2 separate regions of the Homo sapiens genome follow, and region 1 is linked to region 2. The links are chromatin loops, found by intact Hi-C in ENCODE. Cell type or tissue: heart right ventricle. All regions are shown on one strand. Each heading gives the region's core, and the rest is flanking DNA. Links, peaks and the distances in the headings are about the cores only.

Region 1 (8,953 bases), core at 447-8,446, 85 kb before region 2:
GACAGAAAACAGATTAGAAGTTATCAAAGACAGGACAAGAGGAGAACAGAGTTACTGCTTAATGGTTACAGAATTTTTGTTTGGGGTGATAAAAAGTTATAAAAATACTGGTGATGGTTGCATAACATTGTGAATACAACTAATGCCACTGAATTGCACATTTAAAATGGTTAAAATGGCAAATTTTATGTTATGTATATTTTACCACAGCTTAAAAAGTAAATAATGTAATATACCAAAAACCATTGAATTGTACACTTTAAATGGTAAATTGTGTGGCACCTGAATTATATCTCAAGACACTGTTTTTTAAAAAATCTCTTACATGTTAGCATAGTTTTTACTATGTTTTTACTTTGTTACCTTGCAAAGCTCTGAATATTGTTACAGAAATTTGTCAAATTTATCAGGAGAGTATGAGATAAGAGAGAAAATGTTAGATTAAATGGTTGGGCTTGGTGGCTTATGGCTGTAATCCCAAAGAGAGAAGGCCTCTTTGGGAGGCCAACGCAGGTGGATCACCTGAGGTCAGGAGTTCAAGACTAGCCTGGCCAATATGGTGAAGCCCTGTTTCTACTAAAAAATACAAAAATTAGCCAAGCATGGTGGAGCATGCCTGTAATCTCAGCTACTCAGGAGGCTGAGGTATGAGAATCACTTGAACCCGGGAGGCGGAGGTTGCGGTGAGCCAAGATCACGCCACTACACTCCAGCCTGGGTGACAGAGTGAGACTCCTTCTCAAAAAATAAAATAAAAAAAAAAACAAAGGAAGAAAATGTAAGATTAAGAGTCTGGGACATGTGATTCCAGGCCTGCTTTGCCACTTTATTGACTGTGCTGCCTGAAGCTCAGTAATCAACTTCCCTGAGCTCTGTTTTCTCATCTGAGAAGCAAAGGAGCAAAATCAGATGATTAATTTTTTAAATACTGTGATTCGCACTTCTTACGGAATGCCTAGGTTTTACAAATAATCACTCATCCTTTGGCAGTTAAGAACATAGAACAGCCTTGTCTCGTTTGGATACCTGGTTAAATGACAAATTTACTATTTTGCAGTGAATACTTATCAGGCTATTTTCAAAAGAGTTTCTTGGCTGGACTCTTCTTGAATATAGCCAGCCTGAAAAGTATGGCTGGAAACCACTGTCCAAACAAAACAGATGATAACATTTGTTTTTTATACCTCTTAAAAGTAGATTAGCTATAGATCAGAGCATGCCGCTGCCTAAAAAAATGTCTGGTATATATTTGCTTTCAATACATATTTGTTGAAATGCAAGAACACTCGTGTTTACTCCCTAGGAGACTCTCAGGGCGTGGGGTCAGATGAGAGCATGGAGGGGCAGCAGGCCAGCTCTGAGAGCCCCTGGGAGTCTATGACTTCTATGCTCAGACTTGCTTCCTCAGCTGGCACTGTGTTCCTCCCATGGGTCCATCGTCGGCAAGACCAAAGAGCTCCCTTCTAGTAAGTACCATTAAGGAGTCCAAGGTCCAGACAGAAGAGAACGAGGTCAGGTATTTCCAAAGTATTTCATTCTAATGAAAATTTATTTCAGAAAAAGGCCATAATAACCCTTTGAACTAAGTTAACAAGAAAGCTATATTTTTGTCACTAGTTCTATTGTTGCCTCAAAACGATAGTAACAAAACAGAAAATAAAAAGAATTACTGAGAAAACCCAGAAATTAAGTACTCTCCACATCTCCCATTCCAGACATAATAAAGTGATGCAATTTAGACTAAAATTTGCCAAAAGCCAGTATACCTTTTTCATCCTACTAGGCAAACACAAATACCACAGAACAAGAATTCCATCTTAAAGTAAAAGCTCTGGAAAAAAAGAAGGTAGTAATAATCTTTTACTATGTGACTACTGAAGGTATTACGTGACTACTGAAGTCTTTGATTAGGAAAGGAAAATAGACCTCCCACAAGTAAAATTAGTCACAATTTATGATAACCTGAGGAAAAAAACAGATTCTGGATTTGTCAATTCCATTTGAAGGTGGAGAAAAGCTTATAAGCTCATGATCACCCTCTGAACCCTTTACAAAGGGCCACACAATCACATCAAGGTGTCAAACATACCCTGAATTGCAATTCCATCTTGGCTCGGTCGGATAAGAAGTTTTGACTCAGCCCTTTGAGGAGAGCTTCGATTCCTCCATCCTCTGACCAAAGCCCCCACCATAGCTGCTGGCAGCATGCTCCCCAGGTCGCCGTGGTCCTGCCTTGGTGGGTGGGGGGCCCGGTCAGGCTGTCACCGCAGGAGAATCATGTCCTCCTTGCAGGTGCTACACCCAAGGCTGACAGGTCCGGGCAGTTCCTCCCGCCCTCATCTCCCGCCCACATTCTCATCCTTCTTGCGTTATCAGACCTCCCTCGGGAGGCCCAGGGAAAGAAAGCTTGGGAGGTGAGACAAGAGAAAAACAGACAACAGGAAACATAAAAATGAAGAATAGGAATAAAGTCAATCAACAGAAGAGAAAGGCCAATATCATAAAAGCACAGTCTCCTTTATATGAGTGATCATTCTCGATGCTTCATTTTTTACTTAAAGTCTAATTTTTCAACAAGCAAAAATGACCACGTGTGGGAGGGCTGAGGCGGGGCATGTACCTGCATACCTATTTCTCTTTTCTCAGACTATTTTCCTTGCTAAATTGGAAGAGCTTTCAGGCATTGTTTTTCCAAAGAGAACCATCTTCTACATAAACAGAATTTGTTTACAATATAAGAAAAGTATTTCTAATGTTTGGAGTGTTCACAGAATTATACTGGCATTTGAGAATGACGAAAGTTGGTTAAGAGATTTAATAAAAATCCGAATCAAGTAAACTCTCAAAGACTTTTAAAAGATGAATCGAATCCAATGACCTAATTAGCTCTCCTGTGGAGCCCAGGTAGAGGTGCCTCATCCTGACCAGCTGGTGCCTGAGCTGAGCTCATACACAACACTGCTCCCGTGTGCCCCCTACTGGTCAGGTGCCAGGTGCACACTGGGCAGTGACCAATGACTGCATTGAAACAGGGGGAGGAGCAAGTAGCTCTAGAAAGTTCTAGAATCCCTTGGCCATCTCTGTATGCTATAGTCATTCAGCCTAGGTGGTAGAAGTTGAGATTGAATTGGCTGTAGGCAGCCTGAGAGGTTTTGGTATCATTTACTGTTGTTATGACTTTTACGGGTTACACAGATGGAATGATCCATGCCTGATTTCACTCTTTTTTCCCCCCTTCCCTAGTTACATCTTATTTAATTTAATAAGATCAAGATAGTTTCTGCAGGAGGTAGGCAAATTCCCCGTATCACCTAAAACTGATCACATTTAAATAAAACTACAATTTACCAAAGAAAGAGTATTCTGAGGATACACACCTTACATATTCATTTTGTTGACATTTACCTTATTATTTTGACCTTTCCAAAATTCAGAAAACCTTTAGTATCACTGTGGTCAGAGAGAAAGTCGAAATGCAGGATGGGATTTTAAAATGGTAGAAGAGTAGGAAGCTATTGGCTCTATTCTCTCCACACCCCAATCTCAGGGCGGGATTCCTGCAGCACCATCTCAGAGGGGCAGCCCTTGATGAGAGACACATGTCCTGGGCCTCCTTGTTGGGTGCCTCTCCTTCCTCACTGGAGTGGGATTCCTCTTTTCCACGGGAAGCTCCTTCTGCCACAGAGGGCTGAGCTGGGCTCAGATGGGTTCAGCGGATTGCTGCTCAGGGGCAAAGCCACCTACTCTCTAGGGAAAAGGGCAAAGAGGCCTTCAAAATCTCTGTTCCTGTCACACCCAGAGTCAATAAAACAGGCTGAAGCTGTCTTCTGCTGGGGCCACGCCCTGTGGGAGTGGGGTGGCATCAGGGAAGAGAGCAGGGGAGCCCAGTGCTCAAGTGTGGGGTTTGGTCCTGTCTTGGAAGAGGGGGTTAAGGAGAGATCTTGAAGAACGGCCCAGTGTCACTCATTGGAGACAGGATCAGGAGGTGGGAACACAGCTGTGCATTCACCTGGAACCATCTCTTTGGAACTTCGTGTTCCACTGCAGGAAACTGCAAGGGCTGAGAATTAGGAGTGGTAGGGAGTTGAAGAGAGCCTCTATCAAGAGAAGCAGAAGCAACTTTGACCCCATCCTTAGGGTGAAGTGGCAGAGAAAACGCAGCGATGCTGAAAGCACACACGTGCTTCCTTAACCGGACCTGCTGCGGGTGAACCACGCCTTTCCCGGAGATGCAAAGGGAAGCAGCTCAACAGCAAGCCCATGAAGTCATTTCCCCCCATCCCAAACCTGTCTTATTGTAAGATACACCCCAACCCCCCGCCATGAAAAGGGACACACTGAGAAAAGAAACACATCTAAAGGACTCGGTATGAAGGCTATTAAAAATCTACTAACACCCTCCTAGTGGTGCTCTTCTTGGAGGCCTCGATCATTACTGCTGCCACAGATCCAAAAATCCTCATCCCCCATGGGCCAATCAGAAGTCCAAGGGGAGACACAGGGTTGGCCAGAACCATTTCGGAAGCACAGCAAACTGCCCAAATTCAGACACTGAAACCCCTGCACAGCTGCTGCCATCAGCCACCAGACAGCATATGGAGGTATGTGAGAAAGTAGGCAGATGGAGCCAGTTGAAATTTCAAATACTAGTCCCCAAGCCGCACCTGGATTTCCCACGTAGGAGAACCTCCTTTGTGCATTCGTCATTCCCGAAACAGCCAATCACAGTACTTCTCGCACTTTGTTGCGATGATTTACTTGCTACAGTTTGTCTCACGCAACTATCTATCCCCAAGCCTCAGGGGGCACTTAATGGGATGGAGATTCCCAGGACTTGCTCTGAAATGGCTGTTCTATGAGGTCTAAGATAGTGCCAGGGAGCCTGCATTTTCTAACGCTTTCCACATTTGCTTACATTGTCAGCCTGGATCTAAGGATAATATGAAGATGCCAATTTACTAGCCTGAGGGCTTCTTGAAGTCATGGACCACAGCCTTCTTTGTGCCCAGCATAGCGTATGTACCCAGCACATAGACTGTTGGGTGAAGACAGTCCCAGAGGCCAGGGACATCTACCTGCGGTCTCCGCCCGAGGAGGCTGCCTGATACTTTTATCCTTCCATGAAACCCACTACTTGCCACTGCCCTTGCCACCACCCTGGCTGCAGGTGCCAAACCATAGGATCGCTCCATCTTACCTCCATCCCAGGCCCCTTCAATATTCCCATATTTCACTCGCCTGTGATGCTTTGGCCCAGAACACGATTTGTCCAGGCAGCAGTTTCCTGCCTCTTCCGCCCCACCAAGAATGGCTCCATCTTTCCTTCAGACGTCCTATGCCCTGGATACTAGCGCAGAGGGGTCCGTGTGTCAACTCAGGGTTCAAGTTGAACAGCATCATTGAACACTCTGTCATCCTTAGTTTGCCAGTTATAGCAGGTGGATGCACAGTGTCCAAGGTTTTCCCCAACAGGAAGCTAAGTGATGACCGTGACTGCTGTGGGAACAGCAGTGGTCAGGAAGAGGAAGAAGGGTAATGTCCTGTCTGGGAGGTCAGCGCCACCCTTCCACACACACACACGTGCTTCCTTCACCGGACCTGCTGCGGGTGAACCACACCTTCCCCCGAGATGCAAAGGGAAGCAGCTCAACAGTGAGCCCATGAAGTCATTTCCCTCCGGAACCTGTCTTATTGTAATATACACCCCCTCTCCTCTCAAGAAAAGGGACTCACTGAGAAAGGAAACACATCTAGAAAACCAGAATCATCCTGAAGGCTGTTTAAAGACCAGTGTGGCTCACAACAAACTTTCGTTCATGGGTGTTTGTTGCTAATGTCCTATCATGACGAGTTGACAACTATTCTCTAAATTTCATAAATATAAATACTGTCCCCATCTGCCCTCTACAGAGGATAAGGTTGACTCGGGCCATGTGTCTCTCTGGAGTCTCTTAGGGCCTAATGTGGTTCTGAGCACAAAGAACACATGCCAATTGAAGAAACGTGTGTCAAGCTGTGATGATGTAGTTGTCAACTGTTAAGATGCGCACGAAGCCATCAGCATTAAGTATGACATCCAACCCTGTAGCAAATACTTGACCTCCTACTATAACGTCAGGGAGGAGTCTTGGGGTAAGGGTGGGGCTGTGTGTGGCATGTTTCATCCTCACTCCTGCTGTTCTCTCATGTGGGTGGTGCTCCAGGAGCTCCTGGTCTCTCTTTAACCCGCATATGCCTCTCTTGGGGGCAGGACTCAGGAATTAGACTGGCATGCATAGGAAGGGAAAACTGGGCAGGCATGATCTGGCTGCACTCTTGCTTTCAGGGCACAGAGCTGCCCACTGGTAGCACCTGCTTTGCCTCCCTCCTGCAGGTGCAAGGTCTGCTCCCGTGTGTGAAGGGCTGCTCAGGTCAGCCTGCCATCTAGGAAGTTTCCGATTCTGAGTTCGGTATTAGGATGGCTGCACACCCAGACATGAGACACAATCTCCGATGTCAGCTTATCAGCAATAAAGGTGAGAGTTTAGTCTCCCTCTGCCTTCCTGCTTGGTTTCAAATTCTCAAACTGGGCAGAACCTGGCCGGGTGGAAAGGGTCTTCACTGCCCTTTCCCCAAGCCTCCATGTCTGGTGGACTGGCTCAGGGACATGCACTTGAGGAACAAAATGACCCCCGGAGATGGTGGCTTCTGACAGATGCGGCACTGTGGGTGTGGGCCATTGGTTTCTCATGTGGCCACTCGCAGCACAGTGTTTTGTGCCACACTTTGCTTTTGCAGTCTTGCAGGTGGCCTTTATCGTGGCCTGGTAAGCAGCTTTAGTGCACTTTTTACTTTGGCAGCTGACTCAGCTGCTGACAACTTTGCCACAGGTGAGTGGCTCTTTCTGGAGTGTCGCTGGGCCTGCCAGCACAAGGCCCAGACATGCAGGCTCAGGCCTCACCATGCACAGAGGCTGCATGGCCTCAACAAGGTGGTCTTAGCCTAACTGTGGGGGAAGGGGGAATTTAGGGAGCAGGCATCACGCTTGCCCCTCATCAGATGTACTGAGGCAGAGTCAACTGTAGGTAAAGCAGAGTCTTTGTGTTAATAGGCTTTTTAGAATCGGGGTGGAGTCATATTGCAAAGCACCATGCTCTGTGCACACTGCAGAGTGGGGTTTAGCTTTAAAGGATCACTGCCTGGAGCATTCAGCCATACTTCATCAGCGGCTGCAAATTCCATTCTGTACTCAAGGCCAAAAAGAAATTGAGGAGCGGCAAAGTTTGGGTTCAGGAAGCTCATTCACAGGTTTCAGGGTCTCCCTGCACTACAGGGCCTCAAGTTGGCTCCGAATCGCTGGGTTCTCTCAGACACCACCGGGACTCTGCTCCTGGCTGCATTTAGGGAAGGATAGCTGTGCAAAGCTGACTACTCCAGGGGATGGGGAAAAAAGGTTTTCTAAATTTGGAGGATGTGGAATCATCTGTGTATATAGAATTCTCAATACAAAGAACATGGAGGAAATTCTACAACTCTTTTTTTAAGAAGGGAAATAAAAAAAAAGACGATCTACTATTATCCTTTCTTTTTTTTTTTTTGAGACAGAGTCACGCTCTGTCGCCAGGCAGTGGCACAATCTTGGCACACTGCCACCTCTGCCTCCTGGGTTCAAGTGATTCCTCTGTCTCAGCCTCCCGAGCAGCTGGGACTACAGGCACACGCCACCACGCCCAGCTAAATTTTGTATTTTCGGTAGAGAGGGGTTTTCACCATGTTGGTCAGGATGGTCTTGATCTCTTGATCTACCCGCCTCAGCCTCCCGAAGTGCTGGGATTACAGGCATGAGCCACCACGCCCGGCCTATTATCCTTTCTTTTCTCCAAGTGATAACCACTACCCAGGCTGAATTGTTCTGAACTGGATGTTGCACAAAATTCACCCGACCACTCGCTAACTCCCATGCTGTCTTTACGGTCCTCAGCATTGCAGTGGCCATATATATGAGAAAAGCAGGGGAAACACCAATGCATGTATGGTTTCTGCTAAAATAAGTTAATCCATGAAAAATGTAATTGTAAATTCATATAGAATTTGGACTCTATATGAGCATTATGCCTAGAGATTACTTCCCAAGGGCACCTCCTCTTTGTCTGTCCTAATGGTGGGAAAATGTGCTTCAACTTGCCCATCTAAGGCAACTTTCCCATGATTCTCAGTGTGTCCTCCTCCAGCTGTAGCCCTCTTCTTCCTTCAAGTGTAAAAGCTACAAATGGGTTATCTGTACTCACTGTCTTCATCTCTTCCCCAACTCGCTCCAATCTAGTCTCTTCCCCGCTTCACCGCACACATCCCCAACCAAAACAGTTACCTGTAATATGATGCTGCTTAACCCAACTGGTAATTATCAGTCTCTTCTGCGTATAACATCTTGGAAACATCTGACACTTCTGGCCACTGTTTTCATACTAAGCACTGTCCCGCTTTGGGGACCATGGCCCCTTAGAATCCTGGTTTTCCACCTCCCTGTACCAACATCCCTCTTCAATCTCCTTTGCAGGATCAGCCAATGACTCATTTATATTTTCAGCCCAAACTTCTGAGCACCAGACCAGTATATCCAAGTGACTATTTGATAGCTCAGCTTTGAGATTTCACAGGAAACTGAAATGTAATATAACCAAAATGAAACACAACTTCCCTCCCAAACTGGACCCTCTTCCAAGGAATGTCACTATCATTTGTGGGGTTCTGCAAACCAGAAATTTCAGAGCCATCCTTTCCACCTTTTTTCCATCACTCCACATATTCAAATCATTACCACCTCTAGTCAATTTCTTTACTTCTTAATTCACTTGCATGTCACTTCCTTTTCTCCATCTCTACCCTGGTCATCTTCCATCTGTACTAGTATAACATTCTACTAAATATTCTCTGGAGGGGAGAACTATAGTGCCATGATCATTCAAATGGCAGA
Region 2 (8,953 bases), core at 397-8,396:
CCAGCCTGTTTTTGTATGGCCTGTGAGCAAAGATTGGTTTTTACATTTTTAAAGGGTTGTAAACAAATAACCCTCATCTCAAATCAAACAGTATATGACAGAGACATGTGGAGCCTAAAATGCTACCTGGATTTTTACAGGAAAAGACTTGCCATCCCCTCACCTAGGACTTTACGTGTCTTTTCAATGTCTAGACAGTCACAGGCCATTTAAATTGGTGCTCAATGTGACTAGACCCAGAGAACTAGATCTATTCACCACTTCAAATATTAGAGCTCATTTAATACTATGATGATTTATGGATTAATAATTCCTCTTATGAGAATACTAAAGTTTTAGCTGTTATTAGACTCATGCTTATCTTAAATTTTTCTTTGATGATTTAAAAACATTTCCTTCTTATACATAAATGGGCTTGCTAGCTTTTGGCCAAATGCTATAATGGCAAAGGGTTTGCCCTTCCTAGTGCTGGTGCTAAGAGGCCTCCATAACACCCTGGTATTTAAAGCTTACCAAAACAACTTTCTTAATTAAAGACCGAGTGAAAGCCCTGACTCTCCTCCCATCAGGTTATTACAAGTGGGTGTAGATGGAATTTTTAAAAAACTTAGCCTACCATTAACACTCTTCAAATTGCCTTCCCTCTAGGACCACGAAGGGAGGGGAAAAGAAGAGGAGAGTTATGGATTTGCGGATCCACGAATCCAGCAGGATTTAGCTTTCCATCAAACGGTAATTCAATATTTACCAAAGGATGTTTAGATGTGGAAATTTTTACTTTGGCTTGTATCTCATCAGAAAAAGTGTTTTTGGTTTTGTTTTTTGTTTTTTTTAACCTTAGGTTTACATATTGAAAAGATACTCAGCCTCAAACATGAAGACTATTCTAGATACACAGTCAACTCCTAATCACTGGACTGGAAATCACCCAGGCATACCTGAAGCTGTTTTGCAGCATTAGATACGCTATGGCCCAGGTATTCCACAGCAAACCTGGGCCCCATCGCTAGGTGATTAGCCATATACTTCTGTCTTCTCAGCTAAAGCATTTATTGCTTTTCATCAGCATAGACAATATAAAGCTGAAGATGTAGTCATCTCTTAATCACTTGAAAGCTGACTCTTCTGTCAGTAAATTCTACTTGGCACAGACTGCCCGTGACTCTGAATGACCGAATGGATTGGGATCAGCTTTTAATTTTATCAAGCAAGATTGATGCAAGCCTGTGATGAAACATTAATATCTGAGATGCCTTGCCACACACAAGCATGAGGTTGCTTACAGACCCTTTGTCTAAAAAATGTTTTCCTTCCCATCCCTGCCTGAATACACCAACATTTCGCATTAGAAACCATATTTTTCCTAAGTCAAAAGAGACAAGGGATTATAATTTTTTCTTTTCTTTTTTTTTATTTTTTTTTTTTTTGAGACGGAGTCTCGCTGTCGCCCAGGTTGGAGTGCAGTGGCGCGATCTCGGCTCACTGCAGGCTCCGCCCCCCGGGGTTCACGCCATTCTCCTGCCTCAGCCTTTTGAGTAGCTGGGACTACAGGTGCCCGCCACCTCGCCCGGCTAATTTTTTGTATTTTTAGTAGAGACGGGGTTTCACCGTGTTAGCCAGGATGGTCTCGATCTATAATTTTTTCTTAAAGACTGAACCATTACATTTAATTAAAAATATGTCTCCATGCAACCAACATTTCTTAGGCAGTGCAGTTCAAGAGGGGCAGGGGAGAGAGAAGAGAACCTTGGTTAAATCACAGTTCTGACAGTCCAGAGCTATGTATAAACTTCTGCAAAATCATACACTCCTGGGACTTGGTTTATCAACAACAATCATCTTCAAAGCACACCATATGTGCCAAACACTGATACGAATCATTTCATTTAATCCTTGGCATAACTTGAGACAAGGGCGGAGAAGAAAGGAGGAAAGGTGTGAAAATGAGGAAAGGTGAGAAAACCGAGAGACACCAACTATGATTTTTACTTTTCCTGGTTATGAAATAATCCATATCTAAGTAATTTCCTTAAAGAAGTGAAGGTCTCAAAGCTACAGAGACGTAGATGTGAGCATCACACAAGTAGGCTAATTCTAGATCACTGGATCTTAACCAGACTTCCTAAATCTTTAAGATGTAGGGCTGGACTAGGTCATCCAAGAGCCCTTCTGGGTTTAATATTCCAGGGACCTAATCATGCTGCAGGAGGATTAAAAGATGACAACTGCTTGAAAGACCAACCACCAGCAATGAAAGGAGTGGAGAGGAAAAGAAATCTGCAAAAAAGTGAACGGCCGCCATTAAGATAATAGCTTCAGGAATTGCTTTTGGTTGACGAAGGGCTCAAGAGATTTAGTGCTACTCAAGCATTTCCCATATTTATGGGACAGACTATGAACCATTCGATCTTAATTAAATCACTGAAAAATCATATCCGCAAAGGGGGAACACAACATAGGACTGGTTATTCTTGGTTTTGAAAAATTATGTTGCCACTTCCTATTGTTTTAAAAATGATCATTTAACTTCTTTGAACTACAGCCTGAATCCCCCACTGAAATATTTAAGCCTGTATTCGGTGACAGTCACCTATATTAAAGGCATTGAAGGAAGCTGGTGCCCCTAATTCAGGGTGCCCATTTAGAGTAGGGGAAGCAGGAAAATGCCACCAAGGACGAGCAGAATCGGGGCAGTTATCTGGCATCTGATTGCCAGGTAACTGTTTCTCACTTTGCTTTGCCCTTTAGCAGAGGACTTGGGGGGCTGCTACACAAGGATGGGGAAGGTCGTGCAGCCATTGCTGTTGACTGTGGACTGCTACTGATGACCTATTTGAGGATGAAGCCAGGGAGGTGGGAGCACTCTGAAGAAAAAAGTTTCTTTAGTCAGGTGGTTTGGTGGCTTAGAATTGGGACCTCAAATGAGACAAAAAGTCAAGTCAGGAATTGGGAAGCCAGACTCAAAATGCTGAGAGAGTCAAACATCAACCCGTTACTTTTCTCTCTGTCTTAAATATTGTAGACCAAATTACAGGGGGTAGGGGTTTGGGAGGGGGATGAGGAATGAGCAGGAGGCCGTAGAAGCTATCTGGTTCGTGTGCACTGCTTTATAAGGGAGGCAGCCAAGACGACCAGAGGCAAGTATCTTGCCCAGGGTCCCACAGGGCAAAATTAAAGTTCGAAAATTTTCTGATCTCCTGAAATGATGGGCTTGGAAATGTTTTTAACAGCAATTTAATCAAAATCCAAAATCTCTACATTTTTTAGAAGTATGCTGTCTACAGAATCTGAGAATCCAGAAGATGCCGGTTTTAACACCTGGTTGTTATTGTACCGCATTACAGGACCTACCCAAGCCCGGAATTCTGTTAGATGACAAACTGGACCCTAGAGTTAACATTCTAGTCTTTCCCCCGGTCTAAATACAAAACACAATATAGTTCTGTATCCAATCTGTTCAAAACTCCTAAACCAACTCTCAGTCTGAGATGGTCCTCGCGGGGTGATACCTGCCCCAAACACCCACACTCGGTGATTTCGAAAATACGTGCAGTAGCCTCGGCCACCTGCGGGTGGTACAAAGGGCGCCTTGAGGACCAGAGCTGGATGAAACGCCGGCTTACAAACCCCGCTCCGCCAGCACATTCAAGTCAAGGATCCAGCTCATTGTTTCCGAGGAGCGGAATGAATTGACCAGCCGAGCGCCGTTCTCCCAGTTAGAGCGTTCCCAAGCTTCCGGCTTCGGAACGGGGCTCACCGCGAGGACACAAAAGGGGCGAGCTCGGGCATCACTGCGGTTCCCCGCCGCCCGCCGAGGCCAGAACGCTCGCAGAGTCGCGGCCGCCCAGGTGTTACCGTTTACCCCGTGACGGAAGAGCCACAGGCTCTTGACTCCCCACCCCCTGAAAAGCGCATCTGCAGAACGGGGGCGCCCCCAAGCCCTGAGCGCCGCAGCAGCTCGGCCGCCGCCCCCACCGCGCGTCCCCGGGTCCTCGGGCTCCCGGCTTCGCTGCTGGGGAGCTGACCCAGCTGACTGGCTGTGGGGTCCCGTTCTGGGGCTGTCCTGCTGAGTCGGGGGTGGGGAAGCGGTGGCTACAACTCCCGGGTGCTCGCAGAAACTCCTCTGCGCGCTGATGTTGCAGCCGCTGGGGCGAGGGGCGGGAGCACCGGGAACTTGGGGGCGCGGAACCCCAAGCGGGGCGGCGGCGGGCAGCATCCCCGACCCGACTCCGACCCCCGAGACGCGGCGCCCCCCAGCGCCCTCCGTCCCCACCGCGCGGTGCCCCCGGCGCCCTCTGTCCCCACCGCTCGGCGCCCCCCAAGGCCCTCCGTCCCCACTGCGGAGGGGCGCGCAGGGGGCCGGCGGGGCCCGGGTACCACGCTCCGCCCGGCCCCACCTGCGGATGTGGGGCTCCCGCCGGAGGTCCCCGGGTCCCCCCTCCCATCCCTGGAAAAGTCCCCAGGGCGTCCGGGCCCGACCGGCGCTTACCCGGGGAGGGACGGCTTCGCATGCCCGGGCGGCGCTCGCAGGTCGGGCGGGGAGGGTGCGGGCTGCGCTGCGCCGGCTCGGGCTGCCGGAGCGCCCTGCAGCCGCCGTCGGGCTCGGGCTCGGGCTCAGGCTCGGGCTCCGACTTCCTCTTCCTCGGGCTCGGCCCCACTGCTCGGCCGCGCCCCGGCCCGCCCCTCCCCGCGCCCAGACGCCAGCTTCGGCGGCCGGAGCAGTGGATCGCTCGTCCCGCCTCCCCTCTGCCCTGAGGGTGAAAAAGGTGGAGAGGAGGGGGGCGAAGAGAAAGAGAAATTAGGCACTTGGCCTTGTCTCTGGAGCCTTGCCAAAGAGAACAGTCAAATTACAGCTTCGGGGGGAATAAAGTTTTTTTTTTTTTTAATTCTGCTACTGTTTTCGCAGACACATCACTTTTTTTCATTTTCCTAGCTCTTCAGGTTTAGCTTTCCTTTGGACGTAATAATTTCCTATGTGAGTCCTTTAAAATAATACCCAAAATCATGGTTTTAGTGAACATTCTAGTTTTACATAGAAGCTTTGCCGGTAATCAAGTGAAAAGAGGGGGAAGCCCGGTGTTCTTCAGGCGTCATTACCCTAATCACCTCGGTTAAAGCACCAAACGACCTTTGCCTAGAGAAAGTAAAAGTGGAAACGGAGGTAAAGAATAACCGGTGACAGCCAGAGAGATGTTTAAAGGCACCGGCTCTGCAGTAAAGTTATGACTCCAATCAAAGGTGCCTGCAGCGACAGTTAAAGGCATGTGAAGTCATTTCTTAACACTAATCTCCCGCCAAAGTCGGACGTATCAGGGTCGCCTGTGGACCCCCTTAGGTTTGGTGGTGGATTTGATTGCACTCTTAGTTGTTAACAGACCTTCAGCCTTACCACTTGCTAGCTGTGTGGCCTTGAGAGAACGCTTTAACCTCTCTGTGTTCTGTCTGTTTCCTCATCTGTAAAATGGAGATGATGATGATGATGATGATGATAGTGCCTACCTCATAGAGTTGCTGTATGTGATTTAAATAAGAGAATGTGCGTGAAGGGCTTAGGAGACTGTCTGGCACATGCTCTACAGCCTGAATAAATGTTAGCTATTCTTGTTGATTTTTGCCTTTTATCTGCTTTTATGCATATACATGATTATGGAAATTATCATAAAGACTGGGAACAAAACAAGGTTTGTGCAGTAAGGCTACACAGCATCACAGTTCTCTACCACGTGGAGTTTATGTTCTGTTTTATAATTTGAGTCTCCACAACTGACTTGTATTACCTAAAACTATGGGACTGGGTTATGCTTGGAATACATTTACCACGGTAGATTTGCAATGGGACTAAAACAGACATTTGCCATCTTCAAAGCATTGTTTCAGTTGGCCTTGCGATAACCTTGTGAGGTTGACAGGACAGGTGCTAGTCGCCTTTCACAGACAGGAAACTGAGCTTAATTAAGACCCTGCCCAGCTTCTGGAGCTCACACAAAATCATGCCTGTTACCCCATCTCTCTATGTTGTGATTTGTGTTAGAAGTGTGCAGTATGTTTGTGAAATAGTACCACATTAATGGTTTCCATCAACCCTGTGAGGTAGGTGCCAGCCTTTATTTGACACTCAAAGCATCTAGGATTCAAAGAAGCTCATTGATGAGTGTGTCTGTGGCTGAGAGATAAGGGTTTCCGACAACTTGGAAAGGAAGGGAGGAGAATTGGGGATTCCTGTTCTCTGCTGTCTCCTCTTTTATTGATTGATTGATTGAGACGGGATCTCGCTCTGTTACCCAGGCTGGAGTGCGGTGGCACCAATCATAGCTCATTGTAGCCTGGAACTCCTGGGCTCAAGAAATCCTCTGGCCTCAGCCTCCTGGGTTGCTGGAACTACAGGTATGCACCACCATGCCGGGCTTACTTACCATTTTTTTTTTGTAGAGACCGGGGTCACGCTATGTTACCCAGGCTGGCCTCGAACTTCTGGCCTCAGGCAATCCTCCAGCCTCTGCCTCCCAAAACACTGGGATTACAGGAGTGAGCCACCATGCCTGGCCTCAGTTATGCATTTCTTAGCACAAGTGCTTCGAATGAAGCTGTGGATGAAGCACTATGATCTGATGAAAAGACTGGATCAGCTGCAGATGCTGCTGCTCAAGAGCACTCACCCTTAGGCAGATAGCTCTTCTGAATTTGGTACTGTGCTTATGGGATGGTTATAATATTTCCTGGCCAGCCCGCTCACTTCACCTCAGTTTATTAATGAGGTGGGAGGTAGAAAGTGGAAACAGGAACAAGAAATTTCTTTTGTTGAGACTGTATGCCAAGTATAGCACTAAGCACCTAAGTCCTGTGATCATTCCTGATTTCCAGGCAAATGAACTCTGCCCTTTAGATCTTTAGAATTTGAGCTCCTTGAAATCACCTGGCCTGACACATTGTGGGTCTGGTTTGTGTGTCCAGCACTTAGTTCAGCTCCTAACACACAATAGGTATACGATATTCAGTGTGTGGATTGTTGGATGGATGAACGGACAACATAAGAGTTGTGAAGATGCTGTAGCATTCTGTTAGTAAGAGTCTACTCTTCCACTTTAAGGAAAAGGACCCAATGGAATGGCTTTCTAATGGTGCATCCAGCATTGGGAAAATTCTTTTGGCGAGTGGTCTTTCTAATACTGCTCTATCAGTCAATGTCAAACAAAGGGAACAGAACCCAGTTCAAGTATTTATAAAAGAGGGACTTTAATGCAGGAAATTGGCTCTACAAGTGATGGAAGAATCAAGAATCCAAAAAGAGACAGTGAGGCAGCCCAGAAATTAACAGCAACAGAAAGTCACTACCACTCCTAGACAGAGGAATTCAGAAGACACAGCCTGAAGGAGTGTTCCCCCACCCATCCCCATAACCCTGTGATTCTGAGTGATTCTCTTCACAAGAAGAGGCTGAGGGCAACAGGCCCAGGCTTAGCCCACCCTCAAATTATACCTTTTCCTTCTCAAGTAAAAGTGGGTCTATCAATTAGATTTCTGTAGAAGAGAAGTTCTTGCTTTTTAAGATGACTGAACGTCCTAAGTGATGGGCTGATGGTGAAACAAACCACCATGGCACACATTTACCTATGTAACAAACCTGTACAACTTTTACTTTAAAAAGATTATTAAATGCCTCTTATGGTGTCTTATTTCTTCCTCGTACAGATTCAGTAAAGTAGATACTATAATCCCTGAATTATGCATAAGGTCACAGCTATTCAGGAAAGTTTGGTGACTTGCTCAAGGCCACACAGCTATGCGAGGCAGAGCAGAATGCAGACAGCTCTGCCTTCCGGTTCTTCTCATCTCACGAACTCAGCTGTTTGTCCTGAAAGGCAGCACAATTGCACAGTTTTGTGCAGTATCATATTTCAGGGTCACCAATCCACGCACATATGGGAGCTAATGTTTGCAAAGCTTACAGAGTTAAAAGGCTCGATCACACCCTGCCTTAACTTTATGACATATGGTGATAACTTTTATGATGCGAATAGTGACTATACTAAATTTATTATTACACAAGATCAGAAATATGTCCACTGGATTGTAGGAGAACTTGAGGGACAAAAAACAGGTAGCATTTATCCCTTTTCTGGCAGGGGATGGGGAAGCTATTTCAATTTCAAATTTGGATGTGTGAGGCTTAAAAAATACTCTCTAGAATGTCCTGAACTTATTAGAGGGATTAGGGTAAGAGAAGGGACTCACGTAGGAAAAAGTCTCACGTAGGGAAAATGAAAGACCAAGAGCATAAGTAAGTGCATATAGGATGACATGTGTCTTCAAATTCTATGGAGCCGGGAGTGGCCAGCAAAATCTACATTGGTGCTGCTGTTTCTCTCAATCCTCCAATTAGCTAGAAGATTTAAAAATCAAGAAGCTGTACTAAGCCCAAAGAGTCAAAGATACACTAAGGACTGTTCATGATTATTAGTGTCTAGTTGAGTTGGGCCTAAAAGTAGGTAGAAGAATTTGAGAACTTCTGGAAATCCTGACACTTCAGAGCATCCACATTGCTTGCTTGAACAAGAGTACCTAAAATCTCCATCACTAGTGACTTAGAAGGTTAAGGACTGATCTGCAGGAGGCAAGTGCAAATTCATTATCCATCAAAGATAATATAGTGAAGGATTATCACACGCATTATCAGACTAGCATAGTAAGCGCATCAGATCTTCTTAAAAAGCACAGCTCCCCCGGCACCTGCAAAGGAGGCCCTGGCATAGGAGGAGGACACCAAGTGTTGGCCAGGGCAAGAAACAGCAAAGGGACCAAGAGATGGAAAAAGGAAATGTAGCCAGGTAACAGACGTGTGAAAATAAGTGTAAATAGCTCATGGTCGACATCATCATTTTACCTATTACTCTAACTGCCTATGTTACCTTAATTTTGACCAATATATTAAAGTAAGCTGTGTGTGTACCTGCTT

Evidence for each region. Hi-C counts contacts between places; a loop is a spot of excess contacts. Peaks named below come from ENCODE experiments on the same cell type or tissue, not always from the same donor. Only the 100,000 strongest peaks of a DNase experiment are listed, where the experiment ranks them.
Region 1: it touches region 2 in a loop (4-fold over the local background); 17 of 110 quality-filtered maps call a loop at or near these places.

The regions. Positions count from the first base shown.
Region 1 is chr6:150,680,127-150,689,079 of GRCh38, reverse strand. The region is part of intron 2 of PLEKHG1 (pleckstrin homology and RhoGEF domain containing G1); the gene reads right to left. Among named protein-coding and RNA genes, the nearest start is that of PLEKHG1, 85 kb to the right of the region's middle. In heart right ventricle, for the core only: CTCF peaks have their summits at 2,796 and 2,998 (motif pointing left); DNase peaks (open chromatin) are centred at 1,419, 4,197 and 5,514; H3K4me3 peaks cover 2,746 bases; H3K27ac peaks cover 7,720 bases.
Region 2 is chr6:150,595,554-150,604,506 of GRCh38, reverse strand. It overlaps PLEKHG1 (pleckstrin homology and RhoGEF domain containing G1), which reads right to left and starts at 4,622. Exons shown (of 17, transcript NM_001029884.3): 1 at 4,490-4,622. RefSeq lists silencers at 3,945-4,114, 4,325-4,804, 4,600-4,894, 5,075-5,134. In heart right ventricle, for the core only: a CTCF peak has its summit at 3,582; DNase peaks (open chromatin) are centred at 3,786 and 4,646; H3K4me3 peaks cover 2,957 bases; H3K27ac peaks cover 2,925 bases; H3K27me3 peaks cover 2,485 bases.